Linked DNA regions of Mus musculus: region 2 is linked to region 1. Evidence: chromatin loops called from intact Hi-C (ENCODE). Cell type or tissue: left cerebral cortex. All regions are shown on one strand. Links, peaks and the distances in the headings refer to the core of each region. The heading gives the core; the rest is flanking DNA. Region 1 holds the start of Optc (opticin). Region 2 holds the start of Zc3h11a (zinc finger CCCH type containing 11A).

The links. Peaks named below come from ENCODE experiments on the same cell type or tissue, not always from the same donor. Only the 100,000 strongest peaks of a DNase experiment are listed, where the experiment ranks them.
Region 2: a loop joins it to region 1, with 5 times the contacts of the local background. A loop is called at or near these places in 3 of 42 quality-filtered maps.

What each region holds. Positions count from the first base shown.
Region 1 is chr1:133,899,065-133,915,380 of GRCm38, reverse strand. Optc (opticin) reads left to right here and starts at 8,208. Exons shown (of 7, transcript NM_054076.3): 1 at 8,208-8,450; 2 at 10,125-10,404; 3 at 11,599-11,731; 4 at 13,228-13,386; 5 at 14,191-14,393. The coding sequence starts at 8,347. It overlaps Prelp (proline arginine-rich end leucine-rich repeat), which reads left to right. Exons shown (of 3, transcript NM_054077.4): 2 at 1-936; 3 at 2,600-5,077. The coding sequence ends at 2,775. In left cerebral cortex, for the core only: no CTCF peak of the experiment used is centred there; DNase peaks (open chromatin) are centred at 6,002, 6,366, 7,085 and 8,893; H3K4me3 peaks cover 851 bases; H3K27ac peaks cover 1,289 bases.
Region 2 is chr1:133,652,845-133,669,160 of GRCm38, reverse strand. Zc3h11a (zinc finger CCCH type containing 11A) reads left to right here and starts at 7,762. Exons shown (of 18, transcript NM_001276767.1): 1 at 7,762-7,924; 2 at 13,763-13,816; 3 at 15,129-15,188. It overlaps Zbed6 (zinc finger, BED type containing 6), which reads left to right and starts at 8,276. Exons shown (of 1, transcript NM_001166552.1): 1 at 8,276-13,282. The coding sequence starts at 9,564. The coding sequence ends at 12,506. In left cerebral cortex, for the core only: no CTCF peak of the experiment used is centred there; DNase peaks (open chromatin) are centred at 7,729, 8,214, 8,548, 10,485 and 1 more place; H3K4me3 peaks cover 2,184 bases; H3K27ac peaks cover 2,636 bases.

The DNA of each region.
Region 1 (16,316 bases), core at 5,072-13,071:
TCCCACTTCTCCTCATCTTGGCCTCAGTGGCCCAAGGCCAACCGACAAGACCAAAACCTGGGATTAGGCGTAAACCCAAGCCGAGGCCCACACCCAGATTTCCTCAGGCCCCCGAGCCAGCAGAGCCGACAGACCTGCCTCCACCTCTTCCTCCCGGCCCTCCATCTGTCTTCCCTGACTGTCCACGGGAATGCTACTGCCCCCCTGACTTCCCGTCAGCCCTCTACTGTGACAGCCGAAACCTGCGAAGGGTCCCCGTCATCCCACCCCGAATCCATTACCTTTACTTGCAGAACAACTTCATCACTGAGCTTCCTCTGGAATCTTTCCAGAATGCCACGGGCCTGAGGTGGGTCAACCTGGACAACAACCGAATTCGCAAGGTGGACCAGAGAGTGCTGGGGAAGCTCCCCAGCCTGGCATTCCTCTACATGGAGAAGAACCAGCTGGAAGAGGTGCCATCAGCTCTGCCCCGGAACTTGGAACAGCTGAGGCTGAGCCAGAACCTCATTTCCAGGATCCCGCCCGGAGTGTTCAGCAAGCTGGAGAACCTGCTGCTCCTGGATCTGCAGCACAATCGGCTGAGCGACGGCGTCTTCAAGGCCGACACCTTCCAGGGCCTCAAAAACCTCATGCAGCTCAATCTAGCCCACAACATCCTGAGAAAGATGCCCCCCAAAGTCCCCCAAGCCATCCACCAGCTCTACCTGGATAGCAACAAGATCGAGACCATCCCCAACGGGTACTTCAAGGACTTCCCCAACCTGGCCTTCATCCGCATGAACTACAACAAACTGTCAGATCGCGGGCTCCCCAAGAACTCCTTCAACATCTCCAACTTGCTGGTGCTCCACCTGTCTCACAACAAGATCAGCAACGTGCCGGCCATCAGCAACAAGCTGGAACACCTGTACCTCAACAACAATAGCATAGAGAGTGAGTTGGGGAGGTGGGGCAAAGGGGAGAGAAGAGGTTCGGGGCAGCCACACTTTCTCAGGAACACCACTGTGAGGTAACAAGAAGCAACTACTGGGACAGTGGTATAGCAGCCGTCACCACCTCCTCCTCCTCCTCCTCTTCCTCCCCCCCTCCTCCTCTTCCTCCTCCTCCTCTTAGATAGGGTTTCTGTAGTCCTGACTGTCCTGGAACTCAATCTGTAGTCCACAGATCCACTTGCTCCTGCAGGTGCTGGATTAAAGGTGTGCACCACCACCCAGTTCAGAAATCTTTCTAATGTGCACATAAGACCTTACATTCTGCCGGGCGGTGGTGGCGCACGCCTTTAATCCCAGCACTTGGGAGGCAGGGGCAAGCAGATTTCTGAGTTTGAGGCCAGCCTGGTCTACAAAGTGAGTTCCAGGACAGCCCCTGTCTCGAAAAAAAAAAAACAAAAAAAAACAAACCAAACAAACAAACAAAAGACCTTACATTGTGTCCTTAGCATTGAAGACAAGGAAAAAGAAACCCCACTAGTTTTGACTGTGGCCTCACTATTTTCTGCGTCTGAGTAACCTTGAAAAGATACTAGACCCATATGGAATGTCTCCTTACCTGTAAAATGAGGGTGGCAGTATCTTCTAACACAGAATCAGTAGGATGACTTAATCGTGTATGGATGGAGTGCGCTGAACATCATGCTTGAAAGGCATGAGGTTTTCTTTCTCTATCCCCTCTCATCAGCATCAGCTTCTCTGGCCACTGGACCTGTAGATCAGACAGACACAGAAATACTGCTAGCTGTTCTCCTAACAGTAGAACAGAGATACAAAGTGCTACGTCCTGGGCCTGGCCTGCCCGCTGCAAAAGAAGCCAGCAGCAGTCATGACAAAGGCCTTCCCAGATCTGAGCCTTGGCTTTTAGAAAGTCTGTGACGGGGAATCAGAGGCAGCTACATAGTCAGGGTATAAAACAGCTAAAAACTGTTTTCTGATTCTATTGGAAGATTGTAATGTTCAGCTAGGACAGTTTCCACAAGGAACACTCACAGAGTCCCGAGTTTGATGTGCCAACTGTAGCCCAGAGCATGAGGCTCAGTCCTCTTCAGGCAAGTGTCAGGCCAGACATGGCAGTACACATGTGTAACCCTGGCGCTTGAGGAGTGGAGGCAGGAGACTCAGAAGTTCAAAGCAGGCTTGGACTCCATGAGACAAAACAAAACAAACAACAACAAAACTCTGTCAACTGGGCATGGTGCCTGTAATTCCGACTCTGGGAAGAATGAAGCAAGAAGATTGGGAGTTCAAGGTCAGCCTAGGAAGTAAAATCGCCTCTGAGAGCATTGCCAGAAAGGCTCAGAGAAAGACGCTATTGTTCAGTTGTTTAGTCCTCGAATAAACCATTCCTGTAGGAAATGACCCCTCCATGATCATCCCCAACTGAAATCATTTTACAACTGAATAGATTGGCTCTGAAAATTAGATGATTACAATCATACCTGCTCTGGAAATCAGGTGACCTACAGTCATACTTTCCCAGAGTCACCCTGTCCAGAGAATAGGATAGACAATGGAGCCCACACACTCTTGGCTCTCATCCCCTTTCTCCTCTCCCGTGCTGCCAGTTCCTCTGTGGCTGACTTCTCTCCCTTTTTCCTCCACAGAAATCAACGGGACCCAGATTTGCCCCAACAACCTAGTGGCCTTCCATGACTTCTCCTCGGATCTGGAAAACGTGCCCCACCTGCGCTACCTGCGGCTGGATGGAAATTTTCTGAAGCCTCCCATCCCACTGGACCTCATGATGTGCTTCCGCCTCCTGCAGTCCGTGGTCATCTAGGCTGTGCCCAGAGCTGGACCTCCTCTGACAGCACTTGAAGGCTGGTGGCCCAAGCTCTGGGGTCCACTGTTTTTATCTGTCTCCCTCTCTCGCTCCCAGCCCTGCCCTTCCTCTCGTCCCTTCGTGAGGATGGTAAATACTGTATAACCTGCTCCGGCTCTAAAGCAAGATTCCCCACCCAGCCCAAAGACACCCTGCCAGCCAAGACCTCTGCTCTTCTTTGGTCTCCCTTTGCTTCAGAAACACAGGTGTACGCCAACAGACATATCCCCTCTCTTCCCCCACACCACGAGTCTCTCATGGGTAAGGCTGGGCCATGGACTGACATCTTATTTTAGTCTTAGCCGAGTCAGAAGCAGAAGTCATTCCAGAGGTGAACCCTGGAAAGTTCCTCCATTGAGAACTCCCCCATTTGGGTAACTGTCTCAAGAAGGCCGACAAATCCAGGTCTCCTAGGCCTGAGATCCCTTCCAAAGCTGTCCTCTGCCACTGTTTCCTGACACCAGACAGATGTCACCCTGTTCCCTACTGTCTCGAGTTCTTCAGAAAGGAAGTGTGGGGGATGACTAAGGTGGGGTGGAGGGTCAGGGTTTCCCCACAACTTCCAGCCTTTCCTCCGCTTCCCATCTCCCTCCTTTGGGGCAAACACAGTACACACCCTCTTGGCTGGGCCTCAGAAAGGAACAGCCAGGGACAAAGTGGTGCAAGGAACTAGACTTTGGCTAATAGGAGGGTAGCTGTGGGGTCAGAGCCCAAAACTGGGCCTATGTGGATGTCGCCAAGCCCTGCAATCTCCCTTACCCAAACTTGACAATGGAGGGCCAAGAGGCATCACACCACTTCATCTGCTCTCTATTATGTGTGAGACTCAGTCGAGTCATCCCACCCCAAGGGCAGTTCTTGAGAAACAGAGGAAGAGGTGGAGCACCTGGGAATCTCCCAGAAGCCTCTTCCATACTGGGGATTAGCCTCTACCTCTAAGGCCGACTCATCAGCGACATCTGGTGGCTGGTGGCATGATACTGCAATTCCCTGATTCCCTAGGGGAAGAGGGCCATGGGCTTTCTCCTACTGGGTCTGAAGGAAAGGGCAGAGGCTGGGGGTTCATTCCTATCAGGAGTGATTGTGAATGAGAAGTCTTTGAGAGTCTAAGGGAAGCTAGTTTGACAGAGGCCTTGCCAGGGCTCATTTTGCTCTCGGCTTCCACATCTGTAAACTGAGTCCCTCCCAGAGCTCCTGTTTGTGCACCCTCTTCTAGAGCACACCTAGCGCAGGACAAGTGGCATCACCCATTCTCCCTCTGCAGTTAATTTATTCCCTGCATAGAGTGTCCCTCCCCCGCAGACTTGCTACCCTCCTTTCCTAGCCCAGGTGAGCAGCTTGGCGGGTTTCCAAGAACCTGGGCTCCCTGCCTTTCTCTTCTTCCCTTCTCCTCCCTCACCGGAAGGCTGCCTTTGCCCTGCCACACTTGCCTGGGTGGAGAAGGATGTGGAGATGAATGTTCTAGAAGTGAGTGAGGCACAGGACCAATTCTCCTTAGGCTGGGGGAGTCTCTGGAGGCTTTTTCCTCTCCCCAAGATGGTGTCACACAACTGTTTTAAAACATTGGATTAGGCTGGGCCCTATAGTCCAGAAACCCCATTTATATTCCCCATCACCTTTCTCGCATTGAAAATAGAGCCCACTTCACACAACCTCTTTTCCCTGCTGTGCAACTTCCTCACCCTAGTTGCAGCTGGTTTCTCCAAGGCTCCTGCTTAAGTCAATGTATCATTACGGCTGAAAGCAACCTGGTGCTACAGCCTGGACAAGCCCCTTCTGCACCTATGACAACCTGCAACTTTTGCCCCTTTCAGGAGGCCCACAGGGATCACAGCTCCTGTGGCTGCTAGGGATGGGGGCAGGCACTGATCCTGCAAACCTGAACTAGCATCCCACCATCAGCATCCCATTATCCAACCGTGGACCTTGCCAGCTTCCTCCACTGCTCTCTGCAGCCATCAGCTAGAGGGACAAGAGTTAAACTGGCTTTACAGGAAACACACACAGTGCTGGTTACCTTGAGGTTTAGAAAGCCCCTCCTCACACAAGTTTATTCAATCAGTGCCATTAGCATTTATACATGCAGGTGCATGTGTGTGCATATGTGTGTGCATATGTGTGTGCGCGTGCATGCGCCAGCTCTCACCCTGTACATCTTATCTATTCTCCAAAAGACCATGTTAACTCTGATACAGCGTCCGCATTCCAGCAAGCTTCACAGCAGAGGAAATAAAGTCATATGGAAAACACCCAGCACAAAGCTGACTGTGTGAATGAGTCAAAGGCAGCAGGACTACTTAAAGCCGTCTTTTCTCCAGCTCCCTACTGCTCGCTGAGAAGATAGGGAGAGAGAAAAAAAAATTTGTCTTAAAAGGTGTGTTTTAAATTTGTGTGTATGAGCACTTAGCCTGCATGTATGTATGTGCACCACATGTGTGCTTGGTGACCACAGAGGTTAGAAGTTGGCACTGGATCCCCTAGAACTGGAGTGATGAGTGGTTGAGAGCCTCTGTGTGTGTGCTGAGAACCAAATCCCAGTCCTCTAAATGAATGAGTAAGTAATGAATGCTCCTAGCTTCTGAGTCATGGCTTCAAGCCCCCCAAATACCTTATTAAGAAACTCCTAGCAGCCAGGGGTGGTGGCTGCCATCCCAGCACTCAGATGGCAAAGACAGGCAAACCTCTAGGAGTTTGAGACCAGTCAAGGCTACATAGTAAGATCTTGTTTCAGAAAGGAAGGAAGGAAGGAAGGAAGGAAGGAAGGAAGGAAGAAGGAAAGAAAGAAAGAAAGAAAGAAAGAAAGAAAGAAAGAAAGAAAGAAAGAAAGAAAGAAAGAAGAAAAAAGGGAAGGGAAGGAAAAGAAAGAAGAAAAAAACTTCTAAAAGAAATGTCGCAAAGCCTCTTCTTAGACAATATCCTCAAAACTCATAACCTTCATGTAAAAAATAAAAAAGTATCCCTAAAGTCAGTCCAGAAATCTAATAGCTCCACTTGAAATCAAAGCAGCCATGTTCTTTGAAACCACCAATGTCAAACTGTGGAGGGTTTCTCAGTGCGCAGCACCAAGGCACTGCAGGAAGAGTCATCTTTTCTAACTAATTGGAGAAATACAGGGTGCACAGGAAGTGCCCAGGGCAAGCAGCCAAGGACTAAATCATCTGGAAAGATCTACAGGCCACGCACAAGTTCAAAAGGACAAGAGTAGTTGCCAGGGCTCTCTTTAGAGGGGATTTGGCTACCGAGGGGGATTCTCAACCCGCCTAACCTAGGCTGTCTTGTGGAGGATGAAAACTAACAGATGCCCTCGGCCAGCCCTACCTGCCTGGTGTGTGCCAGGCAGGCCCCAGGAAGGAATTCAAAGCTGGAGGATGCATACCCCATGCCATTGGGGAATTAATTTCTTGATAAGAGGGTGGGGTGTATGCACGAATTCTTTTCTCTTAGTTGTAATGATGTTAACTGTATGCAACTCAGCCTGGGAAGTCTCGCGTGAGCCGGCTCTGAAGAATGAAAGCGTATGACTTGGAAGGAGAGGAGATACGAATCGGTAGCTAGCTAGGCTGGAGTCCACATCGGAGTGGATGGGGGTTCCCAGTTTTCAGCTGCGAATACCAAAAGGCAGGCGGGTCTCTGAACTTTTCTGCCCTCCTCTCTCACTGCCCACAACAGGGCAGCAGCAGGGTCAACTGGCCAGACTTCTGTGTCCACATGGCCTGTTGCCTCTAGCTCACCAGTAACACCTCGTGTCTCTGTTAAAGGGCAGCGCTTGGCAGGCTCGTGGATCAGGGGCTGTGCCCGCCCGCCTGCCGCTTCCCACACAGGTCCACGTTCCCATCCACCAATGCCCCCGAAATCCATGGGAACGACCGACCGCAAGCTTGTGAAGGCGGGAATAGAAGCTGGGAGAAAGTGTAGGATGAGAGCCTGCCTGCATCGCAGGGTTTGCCTGGGGGGGCGGGGGGGCGGGGGGCGGGGAGTGCGTGGGAGCAGGCGCAGGCGCTGTGCAGGGCTGGCTGCGCAGCCTGGGATTGCGGGGGCGGACGCTCAGGCGAGATGGCGCGACTGGGGCGGGGTGGGGTGGGAGAGGAGCGGCGGGAGTGTGAAGGGGGGTGTGTCACCGAGAGCAGGGAGAAGTGTGAGAGCAGGTGGCAGGGGGAAATGAATGAACAGTCTCATCTATATTCCTTGTAGGGATAAATTGCGTGGAGTTGGGAGGGGGCCACGGTCTCGGCTGTCTGTGGGGCCCGAGGGTCTCTGGAAGAACAGAATGAAGGGGTAGGGCCAGCCAAATGTGCCATCTGCTTCGAGGGCGTCCTCTTGGCTTGTGACTTTTATCTCCTTCCACCCAGCCGAGTTTCTGAAGCTGTCAGTTCCCAGATGGGGGATCTCCGAGACAAAACAGCCTTGTTCTGGCAGGCGGCCTCTTCTGGCTGCCGGAATCCCCTTCCCACAGCAGCTGAGGAGTCCTCGGGGTCTATTAGGTCTGCCCACTCACCTGGCATCGCAAGCTGGGGGTGGGTTCTGCTAAGGCCATCTGTTCTGAGGGTAGAGTCACTGTGTTCTCAGGATTCCTGAGATGAAGTTGTAAGAAGGTGAGCCTTGTGAACTCAGAATCTAACACTCAAAATGTAGTGCTCGGCTAGGCCTGGGTGACCTTGGACCAATCGTTTCTCTTTTGCCCTCTGTTTCGTCCTGTATCGGTGGTCTTCAGAGGGCCTCCCTGCTGGGATTCAGGGTGTGACCAGAGGAAAGGAGGAGGGGGTGGAGAGCATCTGAGAAGAGCCTGGGCAGCGGAATCCGGATGACATTCGCCAGCCCCTACCCTCTTCTGGGGATATCTGAGGCACATCCCAAAGAAAGATGGGGCCCATGGAAAGTCAGAGTTGGGAGAGAAGTGTTAGGTTCCAGGCCAGAGGCTATGCACAATGACAATGTCTTGGGTGTTTGTAAGCCAATGTCCCACTCCTGTCCTTGTCCTTTCTTCCTACGGGAGTTAGAGAACTTCCTGTCTTGTTGTTGGTGACCACTGCTTGTGAGCTTGAAGTTAGTCTTTACATCTTACCCGACTCCCTGTCTCCTGCTGTACCACCACAGTGCTCTAGGGATAGGGCTGAGTGGGGTGCCCCAGTTCAAGCTCTTTTTTTCTTTGGATTCCATCTATGAAGTCCAGTGTCGTTATTTCTGAGGGAGTGGAGGTGGGGTGGGGTGGGGGATGGGGATGGGGACAGGGACAGCAAGCTCCATCCATCCAAGAAACCTCAGCTTGGATGAGTCTTCTGGAATCTAACTGACCAACCCTCAAAGATCAGAGAAGAAGGTGTAGCGGCCATGAGTGTGTGTGTGTGTGTGTGTGTGTGTGTGTGTGTGTGTTCACCCCCACACAAAGAATTCCTGTTCATTAAGTGAAGAAATGAGATTAGGGACCCCTGAGGAAAAAGGAAGGGAAACAGCAGGGCACTTGAAAGAATGGGGAATCTAATTAGACACATGCATCCCTGGCCAACCACTCGTCCTCTCCCTGGCCAATAGATGAGGGGGTGTCTAGCTGTCCCCTGCTCTGACAGGCAGTCATCATCTCCACCAGAAGCTCCCTGGAAGCTGCTGAGCCAGACGGAACCAAAAGCATCTAAAAGGTAAGGTCCAAGGTTGGAGGCCTCATGCCCACTGGCACAAAAGCAAAGGGATGGAGTCGGGGCTGTGGCAGGAACTGGGCAGAGAATGGCAAGAGTACAAGGCTCTGATCAAAGAAGCTGCGAGGGGCTTCCGGGTGGTCAGTAAACTGCCTTGGGGGTGGTCTTGAAGAGCATAGATTTCAGTTTGGAGTGGGAATAGGGAACAGAGAGATACGACCTCTTACTACTGCTGGGGACTTACCATTCAGCCCGGCTGAGATTAGGAAGAAACCTGCGCAGGCGGCTTTGGGAGGGCTGTGTAATCAGCTGCAGATGGATGGCTACGATGCTGCAGGCACTTCCGTATCCACAGCACACTCAGCCCTCCACCTGCCTGCACAGATGTGAGTGACCTGCAGACGACGTCTGTGCTCATACGCCTGCACACCATGTCCTCCCAGGAACCCAAGTGCAGACACATATGTATACAGATAGCTGCCGAGCTTTCTGATGGCAAAACACTGCAGAACCTCATACCAACCCTCTGCTTTCCACAACGTGTTTCTAAAATGCTGCATTTCTAAGGCGATGTTACCAGCCAACGTCCTTCTTTTACATTGTATGTTAAGTTCTAAGACTTTGTCTCCAAAGTGACTGGTTGTTCCTACAAAGGACTGGACCTCATTCCTTTCTGCACCTCCAGAGAGAGGAATATCCGGGGACTACAACTTAATAAACGTCCCATGGATGTTTAAGTGACTGAAGGACCGAGTGGCCTTAGAGTAGCCACAAGTAGGGTTAGGGAGAGAGCTCAGTCGGTAGCAGGCTTGTCTAACATGCTTGAAGCTCTGTGCTAGATACCCAGCATTTCATACACCAGGCATGATAGTGCACACCTGTAATCCCAGCCCATGGGAGGTAGAGGCAGGAGGATCAAAAGTTCAAAGTCCTTCTCCACTACATAAGTTTGAAGCCAACCTAGGGTACATGAGAGCCTATCTCACAAAAAAAAAGAAAAAGAAAAAAGGAAACAAAAGTCTCTCTCTCTCTCTCTCTCTCTCTCTCTCTCTCTCTCTCTCTCTCTCTCGTTTTTTTGAGACAGGGTTTCTCTGTATAGCCCTGGCTGTCCTGGAACTCACTTTGTAGACCAGGCTGGCCTCGAATTCAGAATTCTGCCCGCCTCTGCCTCCCAAGTACTGGGATCAAAGGAATGCGCTACCATGCCCAGCCAAAAGTCTCTTTAATGTAGTTTTTCTAAGGCTATTTTGTTGTTGTTATTGCTGCTACTGTTTTTGTTTTGTTTTGTTTTTTGTTTTGATGAGAGGGGGGGGGGTTTCTCCTGAATATGTGGTTGTTTCTTAGAGAATATTGGTGCAAATGCACCAGTGCCCAGCAGGTGAGTAAACATGGGACTCTGGTATGCACGTCTGTGGTGAAATGAGTAAGCCAGCCTGTGGAAGCTGTCCACAGGAGCCCGAGTGATGGATCACCACACTGTGAGGCGCAGTGGGAATGATGGCTAAAGATACCTCCAGATACAGACCGGACTTTAAAGAGTGTGAGATGAGGATGCTGAGTGAGCTTGTGTGTCAGAGGGCAAGAGTGAGCAAGTATGCAGGTTGGAGGCTGCCTAACTTGGTGAGCCATTCTTACAAGCCAAGCTAAAATAACGGCCCTTCTGCCCTCTACCCACAGGATGTACCTCAGAGGGATTCAGCCATTCCCACTCCTACCCCTCCCTCAGAACCTCATGAAGTTCCTGGCTTTCCTGAGTCTGTTGAGCTTGGTGCTGCAGAAGGCAGAGACAGCTTCTCTCCTAGGGGAGAGAGAAAGAGAAGAGCAGAGCCCTGAGGAAGGTGACACTTACGCGTCCCTGTATGTGGGGAACCATACCCTGAGCATAGAGGACTACAACGAGGTCATTGATCTCAGCAACTATGAAGAACTGGCAGACTATGGAGACCAGATCCCTGAGGTGAGGGGACAGAGATGATTTGGAATCCCTGCAAGAAACGGGATTAGGGACCAGATCCCTTTTCACCTGCCCTATAATACAAACCTCTCCCAACACTTTTACTATATGATATTAATTTGCGTTTGCGTGTGCGTGTGTGCGCGCGTGTGTGTGTGTGTGTATGTGTGCCTGTGTGTATGTGTGTGTGTCTCTGTGTGTGTGTCTGTCTGTCTGTGGGTGTGGGTGTGTATGTGTGTGTGCCTGTGTGTATGTGTGTGTGTCTGTGTGTGGGTGTGTTATACATGTGCATGTTCAGGAAAGAAAGAGGACAGACAACCTTAGATCTTTCCCTGGAGCTAGTCATCTCACTTTGTTGAAGGCAGTGCCTCTCACTGGCCTGGAGCTTGTCAAGAAGGCTAGGCTAGCCGGCCAATGAGCCTCCCCATCTCCAAGATTATGAGCCTTAATCAAAGACCATGGCAAAGCAAACTATAGTGAATTCTGGGGACCAAACTCATGCCCTCCTCTCACAAAGCAACTGCATTACAACAGTGCTATCTTCCCAGGCAGGCATAAGGTACAAATTCTTATCCCTCCTGAGGAACTTGTCACTTACAGGCCACTACAAGAGAGGACACTAGCCACCGATATCTTACTCCATGTGGCACACTTGGTAGGACCACTCCCAGGAGGAGTCCTCATGGGGTCCTCCCCATGAGCCACGACATGGGGTGAGGGTCAGCAGTGTCTCCATGTTCTCCCTAAAAAAAGGGAAATGCTAGCTTGTGAACTTGTAGTCTGTCTTCCAGTCTGAAGTCCTCCCAGATCTCCTGTCCTCTGCAGAGACTAACTATGTGTGGCATGGTCCATCTGCGATGTGACAAGGGTCTGGGTAGAGAAAGGGAGTAGTGCCAACCTATACAATGGAGAGGACGGAATGAACACCAGCCTGGATGACCAGAGATCCAGACTTCAGCTCTATGTTGGGAACTTCTGAGCCCCCTTCCTCTTTTGACCTTAATGTCTTCATCTGTGTATGGAGTCGCTCAATGCTCTGCTCGATAAGGCCCCTTCCTTGCTCCATCTTTATATCTCCCTCCCTCCACTTATTCCTCTGCAAGAGTTTAAACTGGGTAATTGAGGTTTCCAGGGGTCATGGTTAAGTCCTTCTCAGGCATAGACCGGTCTGTGGTGTGCTTTGTGCTGTATCTCCAGGCTAAAATAAGCAATCTGACTCTTCCAACAAGAACTAGTCCCACTAGCACTGTGGCTCAGAAGACATTGTCACCAAACCTCACGATGGCCGTACCTACCACCACTGGCCTACTAAACTCCCAGAGCAGTCATGGTAAGTGCGTGCAATCAGAAGATCACAGTATTCATAGGTCACGCATGGGCCAAGCAACCTTAAGCTAGCACCAGGCAGTTCTACAGTGGGGTGTGGTGAGGGCTAAGGCCAGGGGGTCCTGGGTCTGGGTTGTCTTCTGAGAGCAGGAAAAGAAGGAGAGGTTGTCATGGTAAAACCAAGCACCACCACCATAAAGGGGGAGTGGCCGGCTGTCCCTGATACTTTTGTATAAATATTATGCACAAGTTGAGTGGGACGCAAAGCAAGCAAGCAAGCACTCCTACACCTTAGCGAAGCCACCCTACCTTAATTAACAGCATCACTTGGGGGAACAGTTTGAGTGGTAATTAGATTAGAGATGATTAAAAGCCTAGAGAGGAGAATAAGTAACTGTGGCTGTCACTTGGCATGGGAGCAAATGAAGCAGAGACACTAGCTTCAGTTTCAAATTCCCCCTTGTTAGCACCCCTCAGCCCCTCCCCCAATGCCTTCCTCCTTCCCTTGAGACTGGGATGCAGCACCCCTGACTCTGATCAAAAGCCTGGGACCCAGGAGGAATGAAGCTTATTCAGGAATTGCTGGTGCTCGGTGTCCTGTTCTCCTCTAGGATATTCGCCAGCATGGACCTGGGCTACTGAAGTGGGGATGGCCATGGGAAGTCCATTCTCATAGCTATAGTCTCAGACCTGAAGAGACCATAAAGGGTCTCAGTCACACCTGCCTTTCTTAGCCTTGGAAGAAGAAGGGCACAGAGCCTCGGTCCCCTGCCCTGGCTTGTCCCTCCTGCTGCTTCATTTTCTGGACTGTGAACTTTCTTCTGGTGCCTTTTGGATACAAGCCTCCCTCTAAGTCATCTCTGAGCTCTTGTGATAGCCAGGGACACTAACATTGGTCAGCTGTCTGAATTTCTTGACCATTGGGTGCAGAGAGAGCACTCGGGACAGAGAAGAGGCCAGGGCTGTTCTCCAGTGTAAAATCAGGATACTGATGACATCCCAAGAGGGAACAGATGCTAAGCAGGCACGGTCCGTTCTACCTTAGCTCTGCTATGCTTCCTGAATCCACATAGAACATGGCCAGCTCCTCTTCCAAAGACAGAGACAGCAACGATTGACCACTCCATATAATTCTAGCTTTTTCCATCTACACTGTACCTTTTGACACTAGAGAAGAGTCCTCTGGAAAAGAGATAGACAGAGGTCCTAGAAAGAGCCACATAAACTCAGAACTTAAAAGGATCAGGGTCTGATGAAAGCACCAAGGAGCCTTGCATTGAGTGATAGTTAGGTGAATCCTCTTTTAAGCCAGGACTGAGAGCAACTATGAGTGTTGCCTGGGTGCATTGTGTTGGGTGATTCTGGGGGGAGAAAACCATCCATCTAAGGGCCACAGATGCCCATGGCTTAGACATCCACTGAGGCAAAGATCACTGGCCACAGAAGCCTGAAGAGAGTCTGACCAGAGCTTTCCCTCTGTTCTGTCTTCTACTCGGCCAGGCCTGCCTACCTGCCTGGTCTGTGTGTGCCTTGGCTCTTCTGTCTACTGTGATGATGCAGACCTGGAGAACATCCCTCCTCTTCCCCAGATGACCACCTACCTATATGCTCGCTTCAACCACATCAGCCACATCCAGGCTGGAGACTTCAAAGGGCTGAGTGAGTTAGGCTTCGAGACAGGGTGATGGCAAGGCAGAGAGGACTGCCAGGGTACAGACACGAGCTCCTGGCTGTCAAAGGGACAGAGGCCCCAATTCTTCCAGTTCCTTTCCTTTAAGATTTTAAAATGGCAGGCAGAAGTAGCCAGTTCTTCTCATGAAAGATCTGGGGCACAGGAAAAGGAAGGTCTGTTCGAGGCAACATTTCCAAAAGGTTCCAGCATTGTTGGCCTCTGGGACAGACCTCCCTCCTGGCCTCCCACAGTTGGCCTCTGGGTTAGACTCCCCTAAGCTTCTTCTCTATGGCCCTGATGCCTTTAACAAGCTTTTTACTATTTCTTTGATTTGCTACTTCCTAGCATATTCTCTGTTTGAGGTGGAAGGCAGGAGCTGGCCTCCAGCTTCTACCTCACATTGTTGATAGCCTTTTGGGTCCTCCATGTAAAGTAAGCTGTGCAGGAGTGTGTAGGTGGGGTAGCAGGGTGAATGCAGCAATTCCTGAACTTATTGATTATTGTCCTTGGAGAAGGGGGTGGGAATTAGGGGGTGGAAACGAGTCTTTTAAGGTAGGTTAACTACCATAGAACCAAAGCTCTCGAGAAAGTTATTGTGGAATGCCATGTTTTTTCTAAAAGGAGATCTGATTTGGCCTCATTTCTTGTGGTCTGGACTTGGTGCAGGAGGTGAGCTAGTTAGAACTCCCTTGCAAAGAATGGGCCAAGTTATGGAGGCAGCACAGCCCACACGGGGCCAGGAGGGATAGATGCTCCAGTTTCACCCTGTGTTCTCTCCCAACATCCACCAGCAAAACTGAGAAGGATCGACCTCTCTGGCAACTCCATCTCCTCCATCCACAACGATGCCCTCCGCCTGCTGCCTGCCCTGCAGGATCTGATCCTTCCAGAGAACCAGCTGGCAGCCCTGCCTGTGCTGCCCAGTGGCATTGAGTTCCTGGACGTCCGCCTGAATCGGCTGCAGAGCTCTGGGATACAGCCTGAGGCATTCGTGGTGAGTCAGGACATCAGTCTGCCGTACGAAGTGCACCCTTCTCATGTACCCTGACCTCACAGCTGTTCATGCTCCACTCTTGTCTAGAGCCAAAAATCAATTCCCATTTTTTTTCCTTTTTCCATGTATGGTTTATTAAACATTCTCTAGAAAAGGGTGTTTTACATCATGCCATCTTGGTAGTGTCTACACCCTCTGCAAATAGGAAACCTGGTGCTATCAGGCCCCAGGATCCTGTTCATGGGGGCAGAACACAAGAAGCCAGTGCCGGCAGCTCCCCCTCCCCTCTGTGAGGATGCTGCTCTAGCGTTGGCCTTTATCTACGCATTTGCTCCTCTTTGTACCAGCGCCCCAGACCAGCTCATCCACTCTGTCCTTGAAAATTCCAGTTTGTCTGTGGAGCTCACTCTGATTCCAACTCCTACAATCCATCTTAATGGCTTTGAAGTCTACCTCTAAATAGTCAGTGACTCTCCATGGTCAGATTCACAAGAGACACAACTTGATGCGTGTCTTAGTTAGGGTTTCTGTTGCTGTGAAGGGACACCATGACCACGGCAACTCTTACAAAGGAGAACATTTAACTGGGGGTTTGATTATAGGTCAGATGCATGGTGGCATGCAGGCAGACATGGTCCTGGAGGAGGAGCTGAGAGTCCTACATCCAAATTGGCAGGCAACAAGAAGAGAGAGTGAGCCACTAGGTCTAGCTTGAGTTTCTGAAAGCTCAAAGCCCACAGTGACACACTTCCTCCAACAAGGCCACACCTCCTAAGAACATCATGGGCCTAGGCAGGCTATTTTTATTCAAACCACTACAAGGGGTTACTGGCTAGATTCGAATCATTTGACACAAATGTGATCCTATAGGGCTACCCAAGGAACAGGGCTAGCCAGAGCCCAGGCTATCCTCCACTGAAGACAATGGGAGAATAGACAAGACTGATATGTCCCAACTTGCTGGCTGCAGCACCTGGGAAGGGCCTTCAAAGACCAGTTGCTCGTGTGCAGCCTCTGTCTCTTTGAAGTACAGTCAAACCATACAACAACAACATTTCTATCACTACTGGACTACATGCATGGTGGTGACCCCCTAAGACAGAGTCATCTGTAACTTTGTAGCCCCTAAGACAAGAGTCATCTAGCCCTCTTGGTTTGTGTAAGTAATTTCACAATGACACATTTCTCAGAATGCATTCCTGTCCTTAAAGTAAGCAGTGTTCAATCATGTAGGCTCATTTTTGCAAGCCAATTCATATTTAGAAGTATCAAATAGATAAATAGTAAAAAAAAAAAATTACCATAGTGTGTGTGTGTGTGTGTGTGTGTGTGTGTGTGTGTGTGTGTGTGAACAAGGGTCTTGTTATGTAGTCCAGGATGCCCTCAAACTCATTCTCCCCCTACCTCAGCTCCCTGAGTACAGAAATAACAGGCCATCATCGCTGTGCTCACCAAGAGCTGTGTGCTCCTCAGCCTGTGCTCTTCTTCACAAACATCCTCGCTCCCTGTCTCCTGTGTGCTGTGGGCCTACAGAGGGCCCAGAGAACAGGCTCCGGGCCCCTGGTGGGATGCAAAACCTGCACACATTAGCTTTCTTGGCTGTGCAGGAAGTACTGGGATTGTCCGTACAGGGAGGTCTCTGGCTGTTCTAGCCCTCGAAACATCGACTGTTTCCATATTAGGAGGTGCTTCTCTGCCTTCACTCAGCCCTATTTTCTTGGCCAAGAAAAGGCAGGGGCTTTGCAGCCCTAGGACCTGAGCTCACTGAGTGAGTCACCTCTGATCTTGTTTCCTCGTCTACAAAACAAGGGTGATGAGGCCCACTCGACACAGCCGCTGCAGGACTGAACAGACCCAGCGTTTGCACAGATCACAGGATGGCTAAATGCAGGTAGTGGGTGCTCTGGGAAGAGGTGTCTTGTT
Region 2 (16,316 bases), core at 2,818-10,817, 240 kb after region 1:
GCTGAGCCATCTCTGCAGCCTGACTATAATATTTAATATTTAGTCCCGGCAGTGTTTACGGGCACTAGGGACACCGTGTTCTTCTATGTCATTTTTGCCCCTGTGTGACTACAGCTATAAAGCAGCAGCTCAGTGTAGAATTGCTAAGTCAAAAGAGATTTTAAAAGCCAGTTTTCCTACAATAAAAGTAACTCATGCATAGTAAAATGAGATTAGAACCACAGCAAGGTGATAAACAATAAAATGTAAACAGCCCCTGCCTCAGACAGCCACTCCGGTTCTCACCAGTTAACCAGTGTCAGTAAAAGGAGACTAAGGTGAAGCCATCTTGTCCTGACTCCATTTTGTGTTAGCTTAGACATGTCTCAGTCTTCTACCCCACACCTCCAGTAGTCACATCTGTCTTGGCAACACATGTGGGATTTCCGTGACTCTAACCATGTTCCAGATGTAGTAACCAAAATGCTCATGTTTATATAAACTTAAACTAAAATAACTAAAAAAGGTATATATAAGTCAAAATTGTCGTGTTGTCTGAAATAGCTACTATGTTCTATCAAAACAAATGCTTCAAGGTTATTCTGACCTTCATTTAACATCAATGTATATAACCATAGGCCTATTTTTTTAATTTAAGATTTATTTATTCATTTAATGTATATGAGTACACTGTCACTGTCTTCAGACACACCGGGGACGAGGGCATCGGATCCCATTACAGATGGTTGTGAGCCACCATGTGGTTGCTGGGAATTGAACTAAGGTCCTCTGTGGAAGAGCAGTCAGTGCTCTTAACCACTGAGCCATGTCTCCAGCCCTGCATAAGGCCTTTCTGTGCCTGCCCTAGCTCTAAATAATGACACAGAGACATATTTATTTAAAATAGTTTTAGGCCTTTGGTTATTCTAGTTCCCCACTAGCTCTTACATTATTACAATTTAACACAATTATTAATACAATTAATTAATTTGTACAACATTTTTAATACAAAATCATTGATACAGTTAATTAATACAGTTTAATACAATTATTACAAATTAATACAATATTTACCTATCTATATAATTCTATGTCTGCTCTATGGCTTGTTACCTCTCAGGCTCTAGTACCTGGCCCGCTTCTTCCTCAGTGTCGGGCTGGCAAATGTTCCCACCCCTGACGTTCCTGGAGTTCGGTCTCTCCCCAGAAGCCTTGCCTGTCCTGTCCCGCTTCGCTATAGGCCCTCAGATTTTTGTTAAAACCAATCAGAAGGTGAGAGAGGGAGTGTTTACAAAATACGTAGCTCAAGCTGGGCAATTGGAATAACAATACCAAAGTCTGGCCTGTATTCAGATCTCTGCTGCTACAGAAATCAGCATCTGAATAATACAAAGACAGTCTTTACCCAGTGCACTATGGATGTCTTTGGGATTTTTGTGGGGTCTGCTTTCAAAAATATTGCACTCCTGAGCTTCAGTACCAAGAGACTTTGAGGCATGAGCGCACTCTTGGTCACTGGTCAAAATTAAAAGACTCTTATGATCTGGCTTAATTAGTGTAGTAGTCTGTATTGCTCTCATGTGGATTTATTATAAAAGATCTTTGTTGGCTTTGGAGACAGGGTCTCACTCTGTCTCTTTGGCTGGCAAGGTTCTCACTATGTAAATCAGGCTGTCTTCATTTTCCCAGTGAGCTTTTGGCCTATATCTCATAAAACTAGCATTAGTTACACTGTTATGGTGTGTGCCACTACATTTGACTTACTATTTTTTTTAAAGGAAATTTTATATGAACAAGTTAGTATGTATATATTGAAAACTGTTTATATTTGCATTTTTTAAAAGAGAAATTCTGACCCATACTTTTAATCCTTGACTTGAGAGACAGAGGCAGGGAAATCAGAAATTCAGGGTCATCCTTGGCTACATGAGTTCAAAGCCAGCCTGAACTCCAAGACAAGAGGGAAAAAGAGAGGAGAAGAGGAGTGGTTTTCAACCACAGAAAGTAAAGCCGGGTAGTGGTGGTGCACGCCTTTAATCCCAGTACGGGGAGGTAGAGGCAGGCAGATTTCTGAGTTTTGAGGCCAGCCTGGTCTACAGAGTGAGTTCCAGGACAGCCAGGGCTACACAAAGAAAAACAAACAAACAAACAAGAATGAATGAAAGAAAGAAAAGAAAGGTAGTTAAAGAGAGAGCAGAAGAGGCAAGAAAACCAAGATGTCAGCCATGTGGGCAGTAAGCAATGGGTGTCAAAGGCTTGCATTCAGCAGTTGCAATGGGAGTGTTGACAGAGATGCAGATGAAAGTCAGGAGTGGGGGCACACACCTGAGTCCCAGCACCTGAATGGAGGCAGAATAAGTCAGAGTTTAAGACCAGCCTCTGTTCCATGGAAAGTTCAAGGCTAGGTTATATGAAACTCTGTCCCAAGGATTCAAAACAAGTTAATTCGTGACTTACTGAGCTAGGTGTATATCCTATATACACGTATGCACAACTATGAGCTAGAGATGTAGGCTACAGAGCATAATAGATGTGTTGCTCAGTGATAGAGTTGTCTATTATTGCAGGTATGGGTCAAAATTTCTTTTTAAAAATGCAAATATAAACAGTTTTCAATATATACACACAAACTTGTTCATAGAAAAATTTCTTTTAAAAATATTAAGTCAAATGTCGTGGCACACATTCCATAATAAGTATGTAGACAGAGTGCTTGTCTAGAATGTGTATGTCCTTGGGTTTGATGATGCACAGAAAAAAAATATATGTAGGAACAGAAAAAAATTTATATATAATACATACATGTGTATATATATACACATATACATATACATACATACACACACACATACATACATACATACATATATATATATATATGTATATAAATGAAGTAAAGTCAGTAAACTGTCCTGTTTTAATAAAGTCCTTGATATTGCCTAGTTTCCTGGCTTCAACATCTGGGCAGATGGTGGCTGATGCCATTGACTAAGAACAACACCCCAGAGAAACACTCTGTTGTAGTTGTAGTTGTGTTCTACATTATTGCTGTGAACAGACACAATGACCAAGGCAACTCTTACGGAAGAAAGCATTTATTTGGGGGTGTGCTTACAGTTTCAGAGTTTAGGCCATCATCATCTGGGTAGAATGGTGAATACAGGCAGACATGACGCTGGAAAAGGAGCTGAGAGCTATATACCTATCCAGAAGCAGAGAGAGGTCGACAGAGACATGCTTGGCCTGGTGTGGACTTTTGAAAACTCGAAGCTCATCTCTAATGAGAACAGAGAAGTGGCACACTTCTTCCAAGGAGGTCATACCGCTTTTTTTTTTTTTTTTTTTTTTTTTTTTTTTTTTTTTGGTTTTTCGAGACAGGGTTTCTCTGTGTAGCACTGGCTGTCCTGGAACTCACTCTGTAGACCAGGCTGGCCTCGAACTCAGAAATCCGCCTGCCTCTGCCTCCCAAGTGCTGGGACTAAAGGCGTGCGCCATCACGCCCAGCTGCCATACCGCTTTTGTTGTTGTGTTGTGTTGTGTTTTGCTTTTCTGAGACAGGGCTTCTCTGTGTAGCCTTGGTTGTCCCAGAACTTGTTCTGTAAAACAAACTGGTCTTGAACTTACATCTACCTGCCTCTGCCCTCCAAACACCCCAGTGCTGGGATTAAAGACCTGTTTTATTTGTTTGTTTGGTTTGGTTTGGTTTGGTTTTCATTCTAAAGAGCACATAGTTCCTAATCCTTCTAATACTTTCAAATAGTGCTACTATTTGATTCAATTACTTTGATTCAATGATATTGATTCAAATGGCTAAGCATTCAAATATATGAGCTTTTGGGGGCCTTTCTTATTCAAACCACCACATTCTACAGTATGATCTCCATAGGCTGTACCACTCATAATGCAAAAATGCATCCAATCCTTCAAAATTCTCCATAGTCTATCACAATCTCAACAAGGTTTAAAAGCCCAAAGTTCAAAGTCCCTTCGGAGACTTGTGGCAATCCCTTAACTGCAATCCCTGTGCAACCAAAATCAAAAAAGCAGATCACATACTTCTAGCATACAGTGCATTGAATGTACATTGGCATTCCAAATGTGGGGAAAGGGAGTCTAGGGAGGAAAAAATGGACCAAAGCAAGATAAAAACCCAGCAGGGTAATCTCCAAGTTCTGTATTCTCCCTGTCTGATGTCACAGTCCTCTTTAGACCTCCATCTCCTTCAGCTCTGTTAAGTACGACCCACTTCTTTCTCTTGTGCTGGTCCCATGCTGGGTCTGCAGCTTTCCTACGTAGGTATCCCACGACTCTGGTATCTCCAGCATCCCGGGGTGTCCAACAATCCAGGCCTTGCCTTCACAGCTTCACACAATGGCTTCTCTGGGCCTCTGTACAGGGACACCGAGGGAGCTTCCTCCCAGAGGGAGATTCTACAACCCCTGACTCTAAAGCCAGACCCACCTGTCAAAAGCCGCCTCGATCTGCTGCTTGCTGGAGCTGGAATGTGGCTTGTTTGGTTCAATTACGATCGATTGCATGGACTTTCCACTGTTGACTTTCTTTGCTGCTTGGGTTTTTCTTTCACTCCTCCACACAAAATGGAAGGTAGAGATTGCACATCAGCCCAGAAAGTAAATTTTTTGAAGGAGCTTCCAAATGTAGAAGTTTTTCACCAAAAAGGCCTGAATTCTGGGCTGAAGAGATAGCTTCTTGAGTAACCGCTAACTCCAGGACCTCAAGGCCCTGAGTTTGATTCTTAAAACTCATGGGCAAGCTCAGGCATGCCCTGGGGTGTGGCACTGTGAAAAGTAGCTTGGTCCCCAGTTGAGCTAAGGCTTGCAACTCCAGAGACCCTGAAGGGACAGTAGAAGTTTCACCTGATCCCAGGCACCAAGCCCCTGTCACTAACAGCAGCCCCCTATAGATTTGTGACCATCAGTCACTGAAGCACAATACCCCAATCCCTCCACACGTAGAGGACATGACCCCTCCAGGTTCTCCAGGGTTTCAAGCCTTAGTTCAACAGGGGGACCAAGCTACCTTTCACAGTCCCACAGTGGGGTTACAATCCCAGCACTGGTGAGACTGCGGCAGGTGGGGTCCTGGGGCTTGTTAGCCTGCCTGCAGTTCCAGGATGGTGAAAGATGGTGAGAGGGGACCATGGCATCTAAGGGATAATGCCTGAAATTGTCCTCTAACTTCCACAGGTCCACACTTGTACACCCTGCACCCCCAGTAATCTAAATCTCTGGTGAACGTTCCCCACCCCCCACTCTCTTTCTTTCTGTCCTGCTCATGTTAAAAACTTCAGAAGACATGCCAATACTCGGCCTGCATTCCATCCCTTTTAGGTACAAATGGGCTGGAGCGAAGAATAACAGCTGTCCCTTTCACTGAAGCATGCTGGTGTTATAGTCTTCCCACACTCACACACACATCTATCTGGATCATATAAGAATTGAGTGTGTCACTTCCGTGTAAACCACGGCTTGATGCTTGGTGTTCACTGCCTGAGAGATACTTACCACATCTTCAGGAGAACTCCAAACTGCCATATGGACAAGGAACATACCCTATTTTGGAATTCTCCAATGCCTAGCTAGTACAGTTATCTAAATATAGCTGAGGGCCAGCTGCACAGGCCTGGAAGGACTGCAGCTGGGAAACTGGGGCAGAACAAGAGGTTCACAGCCAGCCTGAGCTATAGAGTGAGACTGTCTCGACATACAACAAAAGCAAGCCCTCCCCCCCCCCCAATCCCAGTAATAGCAAAAACAATAAACAAAGCAAAGGTTTTTAGAGCACCCTGGCTACCCCTGCATAGGTTTGTCATTATGACTTAAAGTTGCAAGGTCAGATGTCATTTTTGTTTTGTTTTTCCAGATAAGGTTTCTTTGTGTAGCCCTGGCTGTCCTGGAACTCTCTCTGTAACCAGGCAGGCCTTGAACTCAGAGATCCACCTGCCTCTGCCTTCTCAGTGCTGGGACTAATGGTGCTCGCCACCACGCCTCGAATGTTTTGTTGTGGATTTTATTACATAGTCTTGATTAGCCTGTGGTGATCTTATGTTATTGTGGCATAAGAGCTGGAATCAGGGGTGTATACTACTATACCAGGCCCAGAGGCCATTTCTTTCCCAAAAACTATGTGCGCGAGCGTGTGTGTGTGTGTGTGTGTGTGTGTGTGTGTGTGTGTTTCTGTCTGTCTTCATATTAAAGAAAAAGTACAAAATAACGTGAATAATGAGAGGTAGTTGCTCATATTTTTTTCCTTCTTGTCTCTCAACCTTCGTAAATTCCTCCTTCCCCACTGCTCTTCATAACTTCCTGACACCCCCAACTTGGCGATTGAACTTACAATTTTATTTTCATTTTTTAAAAGTGATTGTTGTCGCCGGGCAGTGATGGCACACGCCTTTAATCCCAGCATTCAGGAGGCAGAGGCAGGCAGATTTCTGAATTCAAGGCCAACCTGGTCTACAAAGTGACTTCCAGGACAGCCAGGGCCACACAGAGAAACCCTGTCTTGAAGAAAACAAAAACAAAAACAAAACAAAAAAAAGATTGTTGTCTGATGGGTGTTCCTGTCACAGTATACTTTTAAATGTCAGAGGACAACTTTATGGGTTTTGGGGATGGAATTGAGGCATACATGGAAAGTGCTTTACATACTGCACGATCTTGTAACTTTCTTATCAAACATGGATTATTTTTCTAACACACGTTGTTTTAAGAAAACAAACAAATGGGCTGGAGAGAAGGCTCAGTGGTTAAGAGCACTGACTGCTCTTCCAGAGGTCCTGAGTTCAATTCCCAGCAACCACATGGTGGCTCACAACCATCTGTAATAGGATCTGATGCCCTCTTCTGGTGTGTCTGAAGACAGCTTCAGTGTACTCATATAAAATAAATAAACCTTAAAAAAGAAAGAAAGAAAAAAAGAAAGAAAGAAGGAAGGAGAGAAAGAAAGAAGGAAGGAAGGAGAGAAAGAAAGAAAGAAAGAAAGAAAGAAAGAAAGAAAGAAAGGAAGAAAGAAAGAAAGAAAGAAAGACAGACAAAACTAGCCAGGCATGGTAGCAGATGCCTGTGGCACTAGCACTCAAGGAGAGGAAGAATTGCTAAAGATTGGAGGCTAGCCTGGTCTACAGAGCAAGTTCCAGGTTAGGAGTTCATAGTATATCTGTCTCAAAAGCCAAAACAAACAAACAGATAAATGTGATTAAGTAAAGGAAAGCATCCAGAGCAGAACTTCTGCTATGGAAGTCCTTCAACTTTGCAAGAGAAAAGTAGTTTTTGTTTTTGTTTTTGTTTTTGTTTTTGTTTTGTTTTGTGATACAGGACTCTCTAAATAGTCCTGGCTGTTTTGGAACTCACTATATAGATCTGGGTGTTCTCAAACTCACAGAGACTTGCTTGCCTCTGCTTCTTAAGTGCTGCCACAACAGGTCAGTTAGTTCGGAGCTAATTTTTAATTAAATGTCTATCAGGTTTGGAAGGCTCATTATACACACTCTGGTTAACATAAATTGAATGTTTGGTATCTGGTAGACAGGTTTCTTGCTTCTCTCCTTGATTTTACAACAAAACAAAACTTTCGTGAAGAATAATTTTCTGATAGGCATCCGGGTCCACAGAAAGAAATTCCGGTCCCCGTGCCTCCGTGACACGTGACCCTATGACCCAAGAAGCCATTTTAAGGCTGGCCTCATAGAGGAAACTACAACTCCCAGAATGCCTGCGCTTTGCGTCGTGCTGGCACTTTCACTGGCCCAGCCTTAAAGGCGAGCCTGTAGCCGGGCGCCATCTTTGACGCTGGCAGTCCTGGGTTTCTGCTTGTTCGGCTGCTGTGAGGACGGCGGGCGACCGCAGCTAAGAAAAGAGAAAGACGTGGCAGCACGCGGGAGTCGGAGACATTGTCATCGGTTCGGTAAAGTTTCTGTTCTCTGGTAACTAGACCCATTTTTTGATTCCCGGGTGACTTGGGGCCTGGGAGGGAGAAGAGGGCGAGGGGAGTGGCAGCGGCCTCCCCTCGCCCGACTTTCGGCCTAGCCCGGGAAGTCTGAACCGGGCCCATCAGCACGGCAGCTACCCGGACTCCCGCCGGCGGCCCCGGCCTGCTGGGCTCCTAGGCAGACTTCAGCTCACTTTCCCACCCTCCCTGCCCCCACCCGCTCCGCCCCACCCCCACGGCGCCTGCTCCCTTACTTACCAACCTCTTCCCCCTCCCCCCACATCCGGTGTTCCCGAACCGGGATTCCCGGGTAGCCCCGGAAAAGCGACTGTTTCGGACCCCCGGAGGGGGAACTGACACTAGGTTGCTCTCTTCCGGGAATCAGTTTCTTTAGTTAGCTGGCCCTCCCTCCCGAGATCAGATCAAGTGCCTGGACCCGACTTTACCTCCTCGCCTTCCTCTCTAGGGTCCCACTACTTTGGAGGTTTTCTAATATTCCACATACAGAGTCGAATTCTGGTATCCTATTCCCATTCCCTACCCTGATTACTCTCCCGCCCAAGCCTTCATCCTCGAAGTCAAGAGCTACAGGGACTCTTCGTTCTTGTAGGATTGGTGAGATCGTACGAAGAACACCCCTTAGACGCCCATAATCGGTGCGGATCCCCATGGGGAAGGCTCGTTTTGTTGACATCTACCAGGCTTTGGTTCTGAACCCAGAGAAGGCGGCTGTGCAGCTAGTGGTAGCCATGCTTTCGTAGGGTAAACGTGTTGGTATTGAGGGGAGGGGAGGGGGCCCACGGAAAAGGAATGGAAGTGGTTTAAAGCTTATTTTAGTTTGGCTGCTCATAGAATGTCAATTTATGAGTTATTTACAGGTTGTATGTAATGTTGCTTCAGTCTAAAAATATGAACTCTTGATAGAAACCGTAAATGAAGAATATAGCTTGTTACCTTGTTTTGAAATTTTATTTCCAGTTAATTTTTCTTCAGCCACCTATAGTTTTCAAAATATCAGAACAGAAAGGGCACAGCTAGCGCTTACTGCTAATGCCTAGTATGTGGAATCTGATTTAGCTGGCCGGAATTGACTTTTTAGGTTGTATTGGCAAGTCAGTCTTAAATGATGACTGTTGAGTGGTGCACTAAGCTTAAGTGAAATTTCCTGAAAATATTCCCGAAGTTAAGGGAAAGCCAGTGTTGTTGTCGTGTGGATTCACTAAAAGTACATATTTTAAGAACTGAAGGCATTTCCAGCAGATGAAGTTCTTGATTCGGCAGCAAGAACGTGAACCTGCAATTTGGAAGACTTAACCTTTAGCTGCTCCAGATCCCATGACGGTGGGAAAATGGGCCTCGGTTCTCTTTTCTATAACATAAGGACACTGGACGATTTGAATTTGAAAGTTACAAGAACTCCTAAAGCCCTGCAAGACAGAGTTTGGGAATGTTCTCCATTGCTGTCATTTTTCCTCCAAAAATAACCTGGCTTGGAAATCATCAGTTGAAAGGGAATTTGACTCCCCATAGAAACTGGAGGAAAGGTAATACAAGTGGAGAGGGTCAGCTGTATTTCTGCCAGAGTAATAAACCCACTGAGAGGTTCTGGTCCGCATTGTGGAGACATAAAGAGAATGAGTGTATGTACTCTAAGTGTACCAGTTTCCTCAATCTCTCCTGGCAGAAGATGCAGTACTTTTGGTGATGCTGGGATTCTGGGGTGCGTTTCCATTAATTCAAACACAGACGAAGACGATGTGGTAGAGGGAAAGATGGTGGCAGAAGGAGCGAATAAAGAGACAAAATTGCCTGCTAAAAAGAAAAGAAAGAAGGGTTTGCGAATTAAGGGGAAAAGACGCCGAAAAAAATTGATTCTTGCCAAAAAGTTTAGTAAGGATTTGGGGTCTGGGAGACCTGTTGCTGATGCCCCTGCTTCGTTAGCTTCCGGTGCCCCTGAGCAAGATGAAGAAAGTCTTTTTGAGGGCAACATAGAAAAGCAAATCTATCTGCCTAGTACCAGAGCCAAAACCTCCATTGTGTGGCACTTCTTTCATGTTGACCCCCAATATACCTGGAGAGCAATTTGTAACCTGTGTGAAAAAAGTGTCAGCAGGGGTAAGCCAGGCAGCCATCTTGGTACATCTACTCTTCAAAGACATCTTCAGGCAAGGCATTCTCCTCACTGGACCAGGGCCAACAAGTTTGGAGTCACTAATGGGGAGGAGGACTTTACCTTGGATTTATCGTTGTCTCCTCCTTCTCCTGGAAGCAATGGAAGCTTTGAGTATATTCCTACTGATTCTGTAGATGAAAACAGAATGGGTAAGAAGCGCGATAAGTCAGCATCTGATGCCCTGAGGGCAAAAAGAGGGCGCTTTCTCATCAAAAGCAACATTGTCAAGCATGCCTTAATTCCAGGAACGAGAGCCAAGACATCTGCAGTTTGGAATTTTTTTTATACTGACCCTCAGCACATCTCAAGAGCTGTGTGTAACATATGTAAAAGAAGTGTGAGCCGGGGTAGGCCAGGTTCCCACTTAGGAACTTCAACACTTCAACGACATCTTCAGGCCACGCATCCCATCCATTGGGCTGTTGCCAACAAAGACAGTGGTGCTATTGGAAACGGATTAGATGAGACTGAAACAGAGAGCAGTGATCTCCTGAATGATACGATGCCTGGAGAGAAGTCATCAGGCAGCCAAGATTTAACAGCTGAGGACCTCAGTGACTCTGATACAGATGAACCCCCTTGTTTAGAGGTTGAAAATAGATCTGAGAGTCCTATTCCTGTTGCAGACCAAGATAATCCGGTGCACGCACAAGAGAGAGAAACGACGACACATTGTGAAAATGCAGCCGCAAATCAAATAAGTCAGGCAGTTATTCAGATGATTGTGGAGGATCTGCATCCGTACAACTATTTCTCAACCCCAGCCTTTCAAAGGTTTCTACAGATTGTCGCTCCTGACTATAGATTGCCATCAGAGACTTACTTTTTCACCAAAGCTGTACCTCAGTTATATGATTCTGTTAGAGAAAAAATTTTCTTAACTTTAGAGAATGTTCAAAGCCAAAAGATCCACCTGACTGCTGACATATGGACTCATGACCCTTCCACTGACTATTTCATTGTGACTGTACACTGGGTCTCTTTGGAAACTGCATCTTCTCCCAGTAATGGTGGGACTCCCAATTTTAGAAAGTGGGCAGTACTTTGTGTTACAGGTTTAGCCAAAGACTGTTTGATAACTAACATTTTACAAGAATTAAATGACCAGATTGGTCTGTGGCTTTCTCCTAATTTCCTTACCCCTAGCTTCATTGTTTCTGACAATTCTTCTAATGTGGTACATGCAATCAAAGGTGGTGGCTTTACCCATGTGCCATGCTTCCTGCATTGTCTAAATATAGTGATTCAGGACTTTTTCTGTGAGCACAAAAGTATTGAGAATATGTTAGTGGCTGCTAGGAAAACCTGCCATCATTTTAGCCATTCTGTCAAAGCCCGCCAGATACTACAAGAATTCCAAAATGATCACCAGCTTCCATGGAAGAATCTGAAGCAGGATGAAACTGGCCACTGGATTTCTACCTTTTACATGTTAAAATGGCTTTTAGAACATTGCTACTCTGTTCACCATAGTCTGGGCAGAGCCAGTGGAGTTGTACTTACCTCCCTTCAGTGGACTCTAATGACATACGTTTGTGATATTCTTAAGCCATTTGAGGAGGCCACCCAGAGAGTGAGTGTGAAGACAACAGGATTGAATCAGGTGCTACCCCTAATCCACCATCTCCTCTTTTCCCTGCAGAGACTCAGAGAAGATTTTCAAGTCAGAGGTATTACTCAGGCCCTCAATCTGGTGGACAGTTTATCTTTGAAACTTGAAAGTGATGCCTTACTAAGTGCCATGCTCAAATCCAAGCATTGTATCTTGGCTACTTTGTTAGATCCTTGTTTTAAGAACAGTTTGGAGGACTTTTTTCCTCAAGGTGCTGATTTAGAAACTTACAAACAGATCCTTGCAGAAGAGGTTTGTAATTATATGGAATCTTCGCCAGGGGCCTGCCAGATTTCAAGTTCTGAAACATCTGGCCCTTTAGTTAGGTTAGGAACTGATTCGTTTACTTCTATAAAAGAAGGCACCTCCAGTGCAGGTTCTCTGGATAGCTCAGCCGCAGGCAGTGTTGCTGTTGGGAGCAAAAGCTCCTTGCTCCCCGCTGCGGTAGCAGTAGTAGATGAGTACTTCAAAGAGAAGTATTCAGAGCTCTCAGGAGGTGATGACCCTTTGGTTTACTGGCAGAGGAAGGTGAGCATATGGCCAGCTTTGACCCAAGTTGCCATTCAGTATCTGAGTTGCCCCATGTGTAGTTGGCAATCTGAATGCATGTTTACCACAAATAGCCACTTTCATCCAAAGCAGATCATGAACATGGACTTTGATAATATAGAACAGCTCATATTTCTGAAAATGAACTTGGAGAATGTTAACTATGACTATTCTACATTGATTCTGAGCTGGGACCCTGAAAATAAGGCTGTTCAGAGCAATGAAAAAGAAATACTACCTTAATTTCCTTTTCCTTGTCCTACTTAAAATGGGCAGCTTTCGCTATATTACTATATCTTATTGCTGTTGTTACTATATGTAGTCGTACTATTTATCCTTTTAAAAAAATGGCTGGGTGTGTTCACAGTGCCTGTAGTCCTGGCTATTTGAGACACTGAGGCTGGATTATGACTTTAGCACATGAGTTTGAGACCAGCCCAGGCAACATGTTAAGATCCTGCCTTACAAAAATGAAAAACCTGAGGAAATCCGAAATTACAGAAAGACTGAAAACTCCACAGAGGCAGTGTAACGATGACAAAATGAAGGTTAACTTTGAAAATTTCACAGTTGTAACTCAGTGTAACTAACATCTATCAAAGTGTCATTTGTATCACTTGAGAGAGAGGGCAGTGTTAATGAGAAACACAGTGAAGCGTTGAAGGACTTAGGTATTTCTGGTTGGTAGATTGAGCTAGTCATTGATTAGAGTAAAAACTTCTTCCACTGTGGAAGATTGGGTTTCAGTTATTATTTATATAAATACAGTGATTCAGGACTTCTATGAGCACAAAGGTGTTTAGAATGTGTTAGTGACTGCATTAACATAGTCTTTCCCTCCCCTGTTTTTTAATTTCTTTAAAACCCCTGACACAGCTTGACAGAATGAAAACCCACAAAATTGTTTCATTTTTAGAAATTATAGTTGCCTCACCCTGGTCAGTTTATAATGTCAGGTTACTGGGTATGATAGAATTATCTTTTATATTTAGGATTGGGTCTATATAAAAGGGAACATTACAAAACAATTAGAAAATGACTTTTTGGTCTTTGATTTGCTTTTTATAATATAGTACCAAAAACAGGGATTATATAGGTGCCTTTAAAATAACCCATTAGTAAAAAACATTAGATGTTTGTAAAATCAAAAAACAAGCAAGCCTCGTGAACGTGCAGACCCCATGTGAGTTTCCCAGAGAATATTTCTAGAGCTTGTTCATTTTTTTCAAGGGTGCTCCTGGTCCATAGCATGATGTTCCTAACTGCAGTTTGGAACTGTATTTTTAACTGAGATAAGCAGTTGAAACTTTACTGTGTTAGGCATCATTGCTGAAATGAGTGAACTGTCTCAGTGGCCCTGCAGGTGCCTTCCCACTCGGAGAGTCTGTTTCTGTGACTGAGTGGGAGGCCACAGAGAGCTGACTTTTAGTAAGTCTATTAGATGTTTCAGATTGAATAACTAATGTAAGATCCCAATTTTTCCTTTTTTTTCATTTTAGATTTGGGGATATTCCCTGCCCAAAAAATTCCTGGAAAATTGACTAGTATTAAGTGTGAGTAAAAGGTGTCCACTTTTTTTTAAGTCTTGATTTTAGTTTTGTCTTGGATAGTATTTGGCAAGATTTAGCCTAGAAAGTCTGTAGTGTTTATTACATAAGAAGCAAAGTGACTTTGTTACTGGGCTGGTTTTGAAACTCATTTCTGTGTATTAAAATAACTTTTTTTTTTTAAATTTTAAATTCTTAAATGGTAAATGCACCATTCATTGTGAAGTGAAATTTTATCTCCCCCAAATTTACCCTTTTACCAACTGGAGTGAAGTCTTTAGCTCTAATCATCAGTTATCAGGAAGCCTTTGCAGGGCCAGCATTGAATGCCATGCCAGTGATGCTCTGTTGATCTAAAGGAAGAAGAGTAAGCATCCTGAGCATCTCTGTGCTTCCCGTGAGCATATCTGTGCTTCCCCCGCCCGCCTGCCCACCCGAGCTGGTTCAGAATGGCTGTAATGCTGCTCTGCCTTCTTCAGCTCGCTGCCCCACTCTGTAGTTACTCTGTAACTATACACTTGTACCTATTTTGGTTAAACACTCCCTGACGATGATTGTTAAACATACCATATACATTGACAAATATATGTATCTATCAATACATCCATCTATATGGATTTCATCTTGATTTTGTGACTGGGTAAAATTTAGTAGCATTAACTTCATGGTACTTTGGTATAAGAGTAAGTTCACTATTTTTATATTGAACCCAAATATAAAAGCTTTTATATTATATTTTAAAAGAATAGTTACCCAAATGTTTTATTTCTATACATTTGTGTGTGTATAAGCCTGTTAGTATATATTATATGGATATTATATACATAAAACACTTTATATTTTTACATACAGTATGCTTTTATTATACAGATAATAAAGATGGGGGAAGGTTTCTGTTTTTTTTCTTAATAGGTGAAGAAATCTTGAAGACCAGAAATTGGATCTTATTGAATTTTGGTGGTGTTTTTACTTTTTTCTTTTTTCTTTTTTTCATCTTTTTATTTTTAAATTATATTGCTCAGCTATGGAAGATGGATTTTTTTTAAATTCTTTGAATTTTAAGTTCATCTTTAAATGAACTTTTGTTGTTATTTTTTTATTTTTTTGAGGAGATAACTAATGCTAGCTGTCTCCAGTCTGACAGAGGTTATACAAATGGACTTAATCTTCCAGGAGTTGGGAGATGTTTTAAAGATGTTTTAAAAACACATCCTGTGTTTCAATTGTGGCTGAGAGGTTTCCTTGGCAATGTGAGGAAGAAAATTCTTTCTACCTCATTATTATTAATTCATGGATTGAGTGTTGGTTCGACCTACAGGCGTAATAGCTTGGAACTGAGTGAAGACACAGATGTTCCTGTTGAGAGCAACCAGCTAATGTAAGTGGGGATGGGGCTTTATCATGAAAGGAGTACACTGTAATTTAAGGCATGCTAGACTAGTGATGCTCAAAAGCCATTGTCCACACTTTATCTCTCGTAATTTTTTAAATAAGCTTTTAATTTGGGTGCGGGGGAATAGAAACTAACATTTCTTCCTGGAGCTAAGGTGACATTCTATAATTCTTTTTCCTTGGAGAAAAAAAAATCATTAATTGTTACTGAGTAGCTCCTTGTCTAGATAAGTGGCTTTATTTTGTTTTTGTAGTAGCTATGTAGCATGTATTTCACGATGTGGACGTGCCATAATGTAATGTATTGCCCATTGGGAGACATTGAGGGGTTTGATATCATTAACAGAAGCCCTGCATTCAGTAAGTTGGATGCACACATTTGTGTTATCTTAGAACCAGTTTATTCACAGAATAGTTAAACCTTACTCAGAAGAACTTCTAACAATTTACTGAACAACTGAGGCCTTCCTTATTTATGGAATCTCTTGATTGTACTGTTTTTAGTAAAGATAGCAACTCTTTGGCCATTTTGTTGATAGATCATTCTATAAAAATGTTTTCTCCTTATTTTGTTAATGGTTTTTAACTTTTGTATTATAGGAACGGTATTTTCACTCAGCATATTAAAAAACCAAGATTTCCATATACTGTATATTCATATACTTAATATATGCTGCATATTCAGATGCTGTTTAAGGATTACAGTCACATGACATAGCCACTCTACACATAGGGAAGACCTCATCAGATGGGGCTTATCTTTTTGCTGACTGCAATTGTGGGCTCTGAATGTGCTTTACTCTAGTGCTCTAAGGATCTGACACTTCTATTATCCTGGCACTTTAAGGAGACTTCTTCTCAAGTGACTGACTTTATTGTTAATTTCAAACTTTCTTACAACCAAATTTATTGCCTTTTTGCATTGCTGATTTGTGTAGTTGCTTATATTCTGTGTTTAACCACTTTATACTTACGGTATAATCAGGTAGAGCAAAAAAAAAAAACTCTTCCATTACTTTTTTCTTTCAGTTTGTGTGTGTGTGTGTATGTGTGCATGTTTGCATATATATGGGGCATATGTGGAGGCCCCAAGATTATGTTGATTTCACTGGTC